Linked DNA regions of Homo sapiens: region 1 is linked to region 2. A link is a contact called in ENCODE Hi-C or POLR2A ChIA-PET data. All regions are on one chromosome and are shown on one strand. The core of a region is the stretch at or near the end of the contact, and the rest is flanking DNA. Distances in the headings are between cores, read along the strand shown. Region 1 holds the start of GFRA1 (GDNF family receptor alpha 1). Region 2 has its middle 150 kb from the start of SNORD158.

What was found. Hi-C counts contacts between places; a loop is a spot of excess contacts on that map. ChIA-PET counts read pairs that join two places held with the same protein, here RNA polymerase II (POLR2A). Pooled maps may share reads with other maps.
Region 1: a loop to region 2 is called in a map of heart left ventricle, with 2.6 times the contacts of the local background. The contact joins the promoter of GFRA1 here to the enhancer-like site in region 2. A Hi-C loop is called at or near these places in 2 of 168 maps with a recorded cell type or tissue (ascending aorta and heart left ventricle) and 2 of 50 pooled maps. POLR2A ChIA-PET finds 5 or more read pairs at or near these places in 1 of 52 experiments (activated CD4-positive, alpha-beta T cell).

The regions. Positions count from the first base shown.
Region 1 is chr10:116,271,345-116,277,256 of GRCh38, forward strand. It overlaps GFRA1 (GDNF family receptor alpha 1), which reads right to left and starts at 1,862. Exons shown (of 11, transcript NM_005264.8): 1 at 1,819-1,862; 2 at 646-931. The coding sequence starts at 685. LOC107984273 (a long non-coding RNA gene) reads left to right here and starts at 2,665. Exons shown (of 2, transcript XR_001747598.2): 1 at 2,665-5,488. RefSeq lists an enhancer at 2,027-2,864 and a silencer at 2,073-2,367.
Region 2 is chr10:116,042,288-116,048,216 of GRCh38, forward strand. No RefSeq gene overlaps it. Among named protein-coding and RNA genes, the nearest start is that of SNORD158, 150 kb to the right of the region's middle. Within about 2 kb of position 2,589, at least 2 of the 41 ENCODE cell types and tissues checked have a DNase peak (open chromatin) inside an H3K27ac peak, as active enhancers do.

The DNA.
Region 1 (5,912 bases), core at 612-3,111, 230 kb after region 2:
AGCCCGCGGGCTTCAAGGGTTTGCTCCAGAGCCTGCGCTGCCCACCGCGCACGTCGGCCCTCCGCCCCGGGGCATCCTGGCCTGAGCAACGACCCGGGCTCCCGGGCCACCCCCGGCTCCAGCCACCCGCTCCGCCCGGCTGAAACTCAGGCGCTTTCCGAGGAGAAGTGCGGCGGCGGACTGGGCACCGGGCGCGCGCTGGGCGCGGGGCAGGCCAGCCATGGTCAGCGGTCCGCCGGGCGGAGAGTGCCCAGAAGCTACTCGGGAAAAACTTTTCTCTTCCAAGTTTGCTCTCCCGGCCCCAATGCTCCCCAACTCCACCTGCCCGCCGCGGCTCCGCGAGCTCCCAGAGACTCTCTGGGGGTGCAGGGCCCTGGGCTGGAGGGCTTCTTAGTCCCCCGCCAAGTTGGGTCATTAAAAACCACAGGAAATCAAAACCAAGCCCGAAAAGCTTCAGGCAGCGCCGCGCCGCCACCGCCTCCCTAACCCGGGGATTCGCGATCCCATTCCCCAAAAAGACACTTCTTCCTTCCACATCCACCACACCCGCGCCCCAATTTTGGTGCGGAGGGCGGGGTGGGCTGCTGCAAGCGACCCTAGGAAAGACTCAGAGGGTAAGAAAGCCCGCGGCGGGCCTCGACTTACCCAAGAGCGGCAGCGCGAAGTACAGGGTCGCCAGGAACATGGTGCCGGCGCGGGGCTGGTCCCCGCCCCCCCAAAAAAATCCCGAGCCGCCGCTGGGTCTTGCCGAGGGAGCTCAGCGTGCAGCGATCCCCGGACAGCTGTGCTGCTCTGGCCGCCCAAAGTTCAGCTCCATCCAGTGAAAGAGGAAACTCCGGGTCTGGCAGCAGCCACCGCCGCCGGCGACTCAGCTCCGGGATGGCGAGGGCGGGAGGCGGTTCCGCTTTTAGGGGTTCAGGTCCGACCCAACCTGGAAGGGAGGGCGCGCTTTGAGATGAGAGCGGAGAGCGCCGGAGACTCCCCCCACAGAACCCTCTCCCCTCCCCCGTTCCCGCCTTTGGGGAATTTCCAACACCGGGGTGAGGACCCACCCCCACCCAGGTCGGGGTGCATGTGCGTGTTTTCCAGGGGCCGCTGACACGGGGATGGAGGTGAGGGCTGGAGAGGTCTGAAGAGGGTTCCTAAAGTCCAAGGGGGTGTCTGTTGGGTTCAACCCGAGACGCTGAACGCAAGCAAATAAATAAATAAACGGTACTTTCCGAGCGTCGCGAGCGGAGCCTGCAGCTGCCTGGAGTCCGAGCCCTCGGTGGCGGCGGCGGCAGCTCCCTAGCCAGCCCTGGCGCCGAAAGAGCCCCTTCTCCCGGGAAGTTGGCCTCCCCCTCCTCGCGTCAGCCAGCGAGCTCGCTCAGCCGCCGGCCCTCCCCACTCCGATCGCCAATCCCTAGCCCCAGTCGCCGCCCTCCTTCTCCCCGGGACTCGTCTCCCTCCAGAGGCCGCCAAGCCAGGGGGAACCGATGTCCCGACTGGGGCTGAAACCCGGTTCCTGCGCCCCTACCCCCTACCCGCCGCGCGTCCTCGGCTCCCTCCTGGGCGTCCGCTCCTCTCACACTCTCGCCCGGTGCCCAGGACTCGGGCGCTTCCGCACCCCAGCCCAGGGCGAGCGCGCCGGCCCGCAGTCCCGGCGTGCCCCGGCAGGTGCAGCCCGGCGCCACGAGCGCCCCCCGGGCCCTAAAGTTGGGAGACGCCAGCAAAAAGAAAGGGGTGGCCGGAGGAGGGGGGAAGAAGGAGTGGGGAAGAGGGACGGGAAGCGGCAATGGGTTCCCAAACAGAACGAAAAAAACTCCAAATGCCACCAACCTGGACTCAACCGACCGCGTCCAGCTGCGGCGAGGAGCCAGTTTGTTTATTTACTTATTTATTCTTTCAGGGCAATGGTGTCCCCGCCCCCTCCTTCCCTTTCCGGGCTCACTTTATCTGCGCTAGGAAAAGAAAAAAAAGAAAAAAAAATAGATGCGGTAATCTTCGAGAGCTCGAAGGGCCGAGTTGGGCCAGGACGATTTCCGAGCAGAGCCCTCGGCTCGGATGCTCGTTAGGGATGTTAGTGGTTATTGGAAGCGGCGCGGAGAATGGCGTGTTCCGAGGCCAGATTTCTTCTGGCCAGAGGACCCTCGGCCTGCTCCTGTTCCCGCCGCTCCGCAGCTCCAGCTCCCTCCTAAGCTCGCCCGCCAGGCAGCCGCAGCTGCACACGCCCGCTTGCGGTGGGACCCGCGGCCGGACCCGTACTCGCGCACAGGACACGCAGTGTTCTGCAGCCGGCCGCGGGTGCTGCCAGACACACACACTCTCTCTCTCTCTCTCTCTCTCTGTCTCTCTCTCTCTCTCTCTCTCTCACACACACACACAGACACACACACACACATACACGGGCACAAGGGCTCTTTCTTCTTAGGGCAATCGAGCCAGACCCTTCTTCGGAACACAAAGTTTTCCCCCACGTCACTAGTGGCTGTGATTCAAGACTTGGTGCTTTCAAGACACACTCAGACCCAGGACGCTGGAGCGGCGATCCTGGGATGCGCCCATCCGTTCGTCCACGCCAGCGCGTGCACACTCACACTCACACGCACACATGCACACGCAGTCTCTACCTCTCTCCTGGAGCTCCGACAAGGAGACAAAAGCGGAGCCCCCAGCCCACTGCATTTAAACCCGGCCAGACCTGGCTTTAGAAAATTTATAAGCTGACCTCCATTTTGGCTGTTTCGAGAGTAAATTAACAACAACAAAAAAAGCCTAACATGTACACAGCCCTTCGCCCCAACCCCTGGGACCGCTGGTTCCCAGTCGTGCTGCTCACCCCCCGCCCCCCACGCCTGACACACGCTCCCCTTCCCGCACGCCGGGGGGCGCCCGGGGCACCGAAGTCTACACTGGGTCGGGAGACCGGTCTAGGAGCCAGCCGGCAGTGCTCGGGATCTTTGCTGATGTCCAAGTTCATCTCTCGGGGAGACCGAGTTTGAATCAAATCTGCGTGCGCCCAGCTGTCAAATCTGCAAACCTATCACGCCAGACAATGGGCCGCCGCGGAGGACAGACAAGAATGGCTCATTTTGATCGAGGGGGGTAAATTGAAAAGGGCACGGGCTTTGGTTGAAGTTTGAGGCCCGGGTGTCAGGGCGGGGAGAAGAAGAGGAGGAAGGAGGAGGGTTGGGCCGCTCTCCATTCAACCACACATCAGCCAGGCGCGCCCCTCGGCTGCAGCGGCTGCTTGCAGGCGGGCTGCATATTGTGTGGAGTCGCCAAAGAGGGTCTGCGCCTCGGGGCGCGCCCCAAACCCGGGGGACATCCTACGGATCCGCACTTCTCTTGTGCTGTACGCGTGTTCCTCCAGGGTAAGTATGAGGAGACGGACGCCCTCATCAGACACCCCTCCTCCAACACACACACACCCATAGCCACATCATTCAGGGATACTCTAGTTCAGTGTATCAGTTTACACTTGGTTGTTGAGTAAACAAAGCAAACATATGTCACATTTTCGCGACAGATGGTTCAAACCAAGGGCTACTTAAGTTCTCTCTCTCTAACAGTCTAAGTTACAGGCTGAACTAAGCAGAAATGTAATTAAGTCATCTGATCAGTTTCTTCGACTTAAAATGTTTTCCCATATTTTCACAAACAAGCCAGATAAATCCTGGGGATGTGGTTTCAAGGAAAGGAGGGCTGAATATGAACTAAGACTTTGTGTGAAGACTCCGTTTCTCCCCGGTCACCCCAAACAGAAAATCCTCTTTCATTGTTCCATTTCGTAAGTGGAGGAGAATGTCTTCTTTTGGAAAATCAGTAATTGGAATTTCAATTTTCAATAGAGGGACTAGTGCTTACCGGTGCTGATTACTTGGGATAGTTGGATTACAATGAGGTTTAAGACATCATCCACATCTTTTGTAAATGTTCTTTGTTTAGAAATGACTTCATGTTACCCTATATATTCCACGGAATTCTTTTGAATCAAATTTTAACAGGGTGGGGGAAGGGTGAACTAAAAGCTCTCCCAGTGTAGAATATGGGACTTCTTTTTAAAATACAGATGATCTCCAACTTATGATGCTTCTACTTATATTTTTAGACTTTACCATGGTGCAAAAGCCATATACATTCAGTAGAAACTGTATTTTGACTATGGACCATACAATCATTCTATTTTTCACTGTCAGGTTAGTATTGAATAAGTTTCATGAGATAGTCAACACTTTACTATAAAATAGCTTTGTGTTAGATAATTTTCCCCAACTGCCGGCTAATGTAAGTGTTTTGAGCATGTTTAAGGTAGGCTAGGCTAGGCTGTGATGCTTGGTAGTTTAAGTGTATTAAATGCATTTTCAACCTATGATGTTCTCAACTTTTGATGAGTTTATCAGAGCATAAGCCTCATTGGAAGTCAAGGATCATCTGTATTTTTAGCTTCAATAATGTATTTCTGAACCATTCACTCACACTTGTCCTTATTAAGTTTGTGCTGCTGATGAATACAGAGCTTTGTTTTTAAAAAGGTAACAATAAACCCCCAGAGGCTGTAACTGTGTTGTCCAATACAATAGTCACTAGCCATGTGGCTATGTCAATGAAATTAATTAAAATTAAATAAAAGAAAAATGCAGTTCCTCAGTAGCATTAACCATATTTCAAGTGCTCAATAGCTACATGTGGCTGGTGGCTACCATATTGGACAACACAGATATAGATCATTTCCATCATTGCAGCAAGCTCTACTGGACAGCACTACCCTATAATGTTGGTGTGGAATTAGTTAATGTGGTATATACACATATATAAAGTTTTTAGAATAGTAGAATAGTGCATAGAGTGCTTACTTCATAAGCAGCAGCAGTACTGGGGGTTGTAGTTGGAAGGATAATGATGATGATGATGATGATGATGATGATGATGCCTTGTTAGTCTCTTGTAGAAGTCAAAGAATCGATGAAGACACAGCCCACTTCTGGTATGTCAGGATGAGATCAGCAGGCAAAGAAGCCAGGGAGTAGGAGAATCTATATGTCAAAAGCTGATCTTCCAAGGAAAGCTGTGAACAGAAAGATGTGGCCCATACTGTAGCCTAAGACTTCCCGTAGTAGGAGCTAATAAAAATAATAATTAAAAAAATCACTGCTTTACAACTACATCCATTAACTTTTTTTTTTCTTTTTTTCTTCTTTTTTTTGAGACAGAGTCTCGAGCTGTCGCCTGGGCTGGAGTGCAGTGGCATGATCTCAGCTCACTGCAACCTCTGCCTCCTGGGTTCAAGCAATTCTCCTGTCTCAACCTCCTAAGTAGCTGGGATTACAGGCACCCACCACCACAACCAACTAATTTTTTTGTATTTTTAGTAGAGATGGGATTTCAGTATGTTGGCCAGGCTGGTCTCAAACTCCTAACCTTGTGATCCACCCACCTCAGCCTCCCAAAGTGCTGGGATTACAGGCGTGAACCACCACGCCCGGCCTACATCCACTAACTTCTAAAGGTGAGAGAAACACACTGCCCTTGGAATATCGAAGACAGAAAAGCATTGTGACTTAATGTATTAATATCATCTCTGTTTCCTTGGAGCTTATCTGTTCCTATGTGTATGGGACTGATCTCAGGATGAAAGGTGACATCAAAGTATCAAATATTATTGATAATTATAAAGGTTCATGTAATCCTCTGTGACATGTTGCTCAGCAGAAAATTGGTTTTAATGCCACAAAATTAGGTTCAATCTACCCATAAGCACGTGAAGTGAGCAATTTTCTGGCATTTCTTGATGTAAGTGTATTTTCATAAGTTAACAGATGAGTCAGGATGAGAATGACAGTTTTATTCCATGCAGCATTTTGTCTGTTTCTCTCATTGCCTTCCTTGGCCCTCCATTTTGTAAAATTCTACTGCTTAAAAAGCATTCAGAT
Region 2 (5,929 bases), core at 1,339-3,838:
ATCCATGCACAAAGCTGCCCCCCTGTGTGGACATCCTCCTTACTCCAGTTGGCATTTGACACCCTGCCCATGTCCTGCACCACCCAGGCTCCCCCCACCACACTGGCGAGTTCACCTTCCTTGCTCAATTCCCTCTAATGTCTTTTGGACTAAATTATTGGTAAAGGGGAAGGACAATTTAACAAATTTATACCACAGAATCTTTTCTTCAAATCAAATCTTATATGGATCATTAATATATAAAACAGAGTCACGTGGCATTGTAATATATTATGTAACCATGTTGTTAACTCAAATGTATAATATGCTTTAACAAAGTTAATAAATGAAAACAATGAGATTGTTTAAATTTTTTAAACTCTTTTTATTTTGCAATAATTTTAGATTTGCAAAGCTTGTATAGAGGGAAGCATATTCTTTACTCAGTTCTTTCAATGTTGACATCTTATATAACTGGTACACTTTCAAAACTGACGTTAATATTATTATAATATAATTAACTAAACTACAGACTTTCTTTAGATTTTACTAGTATTTCCATTAATATTCTTTTTTGGTTCCAGGATCCAAGAACCACATAGCATTTAGTTACTATGTCTTCCCAGTCAAAGAGGTTGTTTTAATGGCTCCAAAACTGAAATTGAGAGTTAAGGGGACAGCTGCGTTCTAACATCCACCTTTCCATCTAATTTGTAACTACACTAGGTTTTGTTCATGTGGGTTAAGAATGTCACAATTCACATAGATAAGAGGGTACACTTGTCAATATTTATTTCTTCCACAGCGTACCTGGCCATCTCAGAAAATTTTCAATTAAATCAGTATGGTAAGGGCTTCATTGTCAGGGCTACAAAAGAACACATCAACCCAGATGCATGATTCATCAATTTAGTGGTTTCCAAAATGTTAGAATTTACTATACAGCATATTTGGGTGGAGGTGATTTGATTATATTTATGATATGATTTGAAAGATGTATGATATTTAAAAGGTATTGAAGGTAAAATTTAAAATAAACAATTGCATAACTCCTGGGGCACCATTGCTCAAGATACCCTAAAACCTGCATTAGTTCAGACTATTAGTGAATAAAGGTCTTGGACCCAATTGCACAGCCCCTTAGAATTTCCTTTCCTGAACAGTGTTTTGGAGCGATGCCTTTGGTCTGTTTTGGTAAGAGAATTCCCCTGAGAAGCATGGCTGACTTGGAGTGGGGATGTTGTTGAGCACATTGATCATTCTTATGTCACCAAGTGTCATTTTTACCAGGTACTCTGCAACAAATACTTTCCCATCATAGTCTCGGGAATAGTCATGCCCCTTCTAAGAAGCTTTTTCTTGATCTCACGAGTGCTCTCCATCAGTGTAACTGTAATTAGTGTTCCTTTCTTTACTGTTGTCAGCTGCAGCCATGTTTACAGCCCAGTTGAAAGTGGCCGGGTCTTGCGTGGCCCATGGGCTGGGTCCACCTGCTGTTTCACTTTGTCTCTTGTTTCTCACTCACTTCAAGTTTTTATCTGACTAAATTGCATGGAAGCTGTCAATATCCTTTTGGGAACCGATATGGTTTGGCTCGGTGTCCCACACAAATGTCGTCTCGAATTGTAATCTCCATGTGTCAAGGGAGGGACCTGGTAGAATGTGATTGGATCATGGGGGTGGTTTCCCCCATGCTGCTCTCATGATAGCAAGTGACTTCTCACGAGATCTGATGGTTTAAAAGTGTGGCACTTCCTCCCTCACTCTCTCTCTCTCCTGCTCTGACATGCGAAGACTGCGCCTGCTTCCCCTTTGCCTTCTGTCGTGATTTTAAGTTTCCTGAGGCCTCCTAGCCATGTGGAACTGTGAGTCAATTAAATTTTTTTCATCATAAATTACCAGGTCTCAGGAAGTTCTTCATAGCAGTGTGAAAACAGACTAATACAGGAACCAAGCAAGCATTAACTAAATAAATAGGACAATAGACCGACAGATGGAATAGGAAAGTAGCTGAAAGAGAACTCAACAACTCCTGAGTGATTGTTCCAGGCTGTGCTGGAAGACCTAGGCCCTTTTCTTAGTAGTTGTTCAGTGGTTCACGTTGCTAGCAAAGCCTTATTCTCCTTATTATACCTGACAAATTAATAGATTGGCACACTTTTGAAAAGTAGAGTTTGATATGCTTTTCATGGTGTAAACTAATTGTTCCATATTGAACATTTAAAATTTATGAAAAAGTAGAGAGAAATCGCCCATGGTCCTGCCATCTGGAAAGAATCACTGTTAATGTTGTGCCCTGGAGCCCTGGAGACTTCCAGGACTGACAAACCCAGCAGAGGCTTTGACAATGAGACCTGTGCAGCCTTCTCATTCTGAGAAACGTGGATCTACCTGGGTCCTGCTGGTGCACCTTGCCTCAGGGAAGAGGTACCCAGGAACACTGAGCAGAGTTCTTGGTACACAGTTAGTGCTCAACAAAAATTAGATATTCATTCTTGTTTTCACCATTTAAAATGAAACCAGTGGCTATTCTAGGATAATCCCTAGGGGGTGAGTTGTTACATACTTGAACCAAGCTGTCCTGTGGCCAGAGAGGGGCAATTCCCACATCACAGGCAGTCCTACCCTGGAATCTGGGCAATGGGCCATCTCAGCTTCTCTCTCTCTCTTTGGAAACATGGTTCCCTGGAGCTATTTACAGATTACTGCATCTTTATTTTTGTTTCCACATTGGCCCTACCTTGTCTTCAAGTCACTTATCAGTGTTTGCCTCCTGCCTGAGTAAAGACGGATAAAAACTTAATAAAGTAAGGCTAAATGACACTAGTGTTGCTAAAAATAAGGGTGATAACCCTATGTGTGAAGAACACAGACAGTAGCATTTGCCACTGTGGCTTGGCTCTTACACTGATCTTGGCAAACCAGGACAAGCCTTCGGATGGGGCACTAATGGGGCAGAGGCACTGTGGTTCCGGTTGTGAGGTCTGAGACTGGTTAGTGAGGAGCTTGACAGAAAATTCTTGGAAGACTCGTGCTTCACATTGACAATTGCAATGGTTAAGGGAAAGAAATCTTTCCCACATAACCTATTCAGTGTAATAAGGTGTTTGATGGGTAATAGGAAATGCCTTATCCAGTTTCTGACATATTTTGTATCCCTTCCCTCTTACTTGGCCACCTTGGGTGGGAGTTCTGCTTCTTGGACCCTTTTCGCCTATTTTTGTATTTAGACAAACTGCCTCTCCTTGCAGGAGGGGTGACCCCAAGCTGGGGCTGGCTTTGAAAAGTGTTTGCAAGGCTCAGCTGCGTAGTTGTGAATTAGCATAACTGGCAGGTCCCATCTGTCTGGGTTATAGTGTATAACGGAAGCTGCCCTGTCTTTTGTTGTTTAATTCTTAAGATAGAAGCTGGTCTTATCAATATCATCACAGGTGGAGAGAAAAGAACACAAGCTTTGGAATCTCACTTACCCACATGCGATACGTTTATTAGTCTCATCTTTAAAACAGAGGAAATAACGGTGTCTTCCTCCTGGGCTTTCCCGAGGAGTAAATGAGATGATATTTAAGTGCTTTGGCATGTGTGAGTGCTCAGTGAGGGTAGCTGCTGTGTCGATGGTGCAGCCTTCTCTGCTGCAACTCAGTAAGCCTTCTCTGCCAGGTGGGCACAGCATCCGCCCTAGGAGTGCAGACCTCCTAGGGCTAGTGATAGATGTTTACCGTCCCTGGCACGGTACCCAGAACAGAACAGGCACTTGGGTCCTTCTCAGCCTCACTCAGAAACTGGCTGGCTGTGTTCCTTCTAGAATAAATTCCCTGGCCACAGATGACTCCAAAATAAATATCAAATCTTCCATCCCCAAACTCTGGACTTGTCTCTTGACTTCCAGATGAACTGTCTCACCAAGCCCTGTGCCAGCAGGTTAAACAACCCGGGCCCAACTTCCAACTCAGTCTCATGGCTCCCACCTGTCCCATCCTGGAAGCATTTCTGAGCCTGCACTTCTACCTTCTGCCCCTTTCTTGCGTGCCTCAAGCCAGGGGTTTTCAGACATTTTGTCACATGATAGCATTCTCCAACAGCAGATATAAAATGTGAATGGGGGTGTCAAGGGGACAGCAAAAGGATAAGGAACTCTACTTAAACCTCCACCTCAGCATCCAGCCTTGGACACACCCCAAAACCTCCAAGGCTCTGGGGAGCAGTTCGCAAACCACTGCCCTGGACAACTGAAACTGCTACCCAGGGGGCTCACCTGCGTCCACCCCAGTCCCTGCTTCACAGCGCTGTCCCAGGAGACATTCCTAAGCCCTCTGGTTGTGTTTCTCCCCTATCTAAACATGTTCGGTTGCTGCCTACTGCCTGCCTAATAGAGCCCACTTCTTAGCTTGACACTTGCTGGCTGTGTGACCTTGGGCAAGTTATGTAATCTCTCTGTGACTCAGTTTCCAGATTTGAAGAATGGGGTTGTGTTGAGGTCAAATCTGATTGTACATATAAAATACTCAGCTCTGTGTGTGGCACATTATAAGCAAATGCTCAGGAAATCTTAGATGATGATATATTTGTTATTTATATACATATCCCTTTCTTACTTGATTGTAAACAATGTAGAAAATTTATGATCTTGTGCTTAATATGGGGCTTGGTACATTAGTGTTTGCGGTGAGGATTTTGACTCCTATATAGTTTTGAAGAATTGTGGTTTAGGCCTTCTAGATTATTACTTCTCAAAGTGTGTGCCAGAGACCACCTGTATCAGAATTGTCCTGCGTGTATGCAGACACCTAGGCCCTATTCCAGACTCACTGAACCAACATTTCTGGGGGCAGTGCCCAGGAATCTTCATTGTGACATAATCCTTTAGGGACCGCGATGTGTTCTGCAACGAACTCTCAATGTAGGTGGTAAATCCTTGAGGACTCTGTGTCTCTCCCAGGCTCACAGGAGCTCTCTCAGTCTTGAGATGCTAATTCTTTGGTACCATTCCCATCAATCCATCTGCATCAACATTTAATTTTATTTCAAAATCCTCCTCCTGCCCCATACTGTTATACAATCAGCCCCATGCCAGAAAAATGGACTTCAACCCAAAAGAATTCTTGCAGATATTTCTCCTCCAGCTCCAGTCAAAATGTCATTTTTGAGGGATCAGGCCTTTTTGAGTGCCCAGGTCTCACTGTGTAACAGTTCACTAATAACAACAAAAGGCTCTTCATTTTTCATTCATTTGCTTTCATAGTGAAGCCTTATTTTGGTGCCATGGCAGCAACTAATTAATTATTTGCGGTTCTTTTGTATTTTACCAACACTGGGCCAAATTTACATCGTGGAACAAGCCATCCATACAGTATGTGTCATAATTACTGTTTTGTAATTTCACACCAGCAAAAATTTATTAAAACTTCACGACTCATTAATAGTAAGTGATCTTAATCGCTTAATAGAAAAGGAAACTGTGTTAATGACAGTGGCTTTGATTAACGTATTTGACCTTAAGTCATGAAGTTGAGTGAAATTAATATCGCTGAATGTTGAACATAAGGTTATTTACAGTGCACATCATTTCCATCATCATAAAAGGCAAATAAACTGGTTTTGAATTTGACTAGATTTGAAAGCCTTTTAACTCTTCATAGCAAATTAAGGGAATGTTAATGAACTCCTATACAATGACAATTAAGTGACAGGATTGAGTAGATGCAGAAATGGCTCTTCTCTACCAAATGCTGAAACAATGTCATTTAACTGGGTAAACATGCTGAGGCGTTATGAATTACTAAAGCCCTGTCTTGCAAGAATTTAGTAGATGGTAGCAGGCACTTGGCAATCTTTTGGAGACTTCAGTCTCTCCTAACAAAATCAATGAACGAGGGCATATGAGGCACTGTAACTCAGGAGAATCTTATTGTGTATTAGAAGAACCAGCTGTCTTTTGGGATGTCATAGG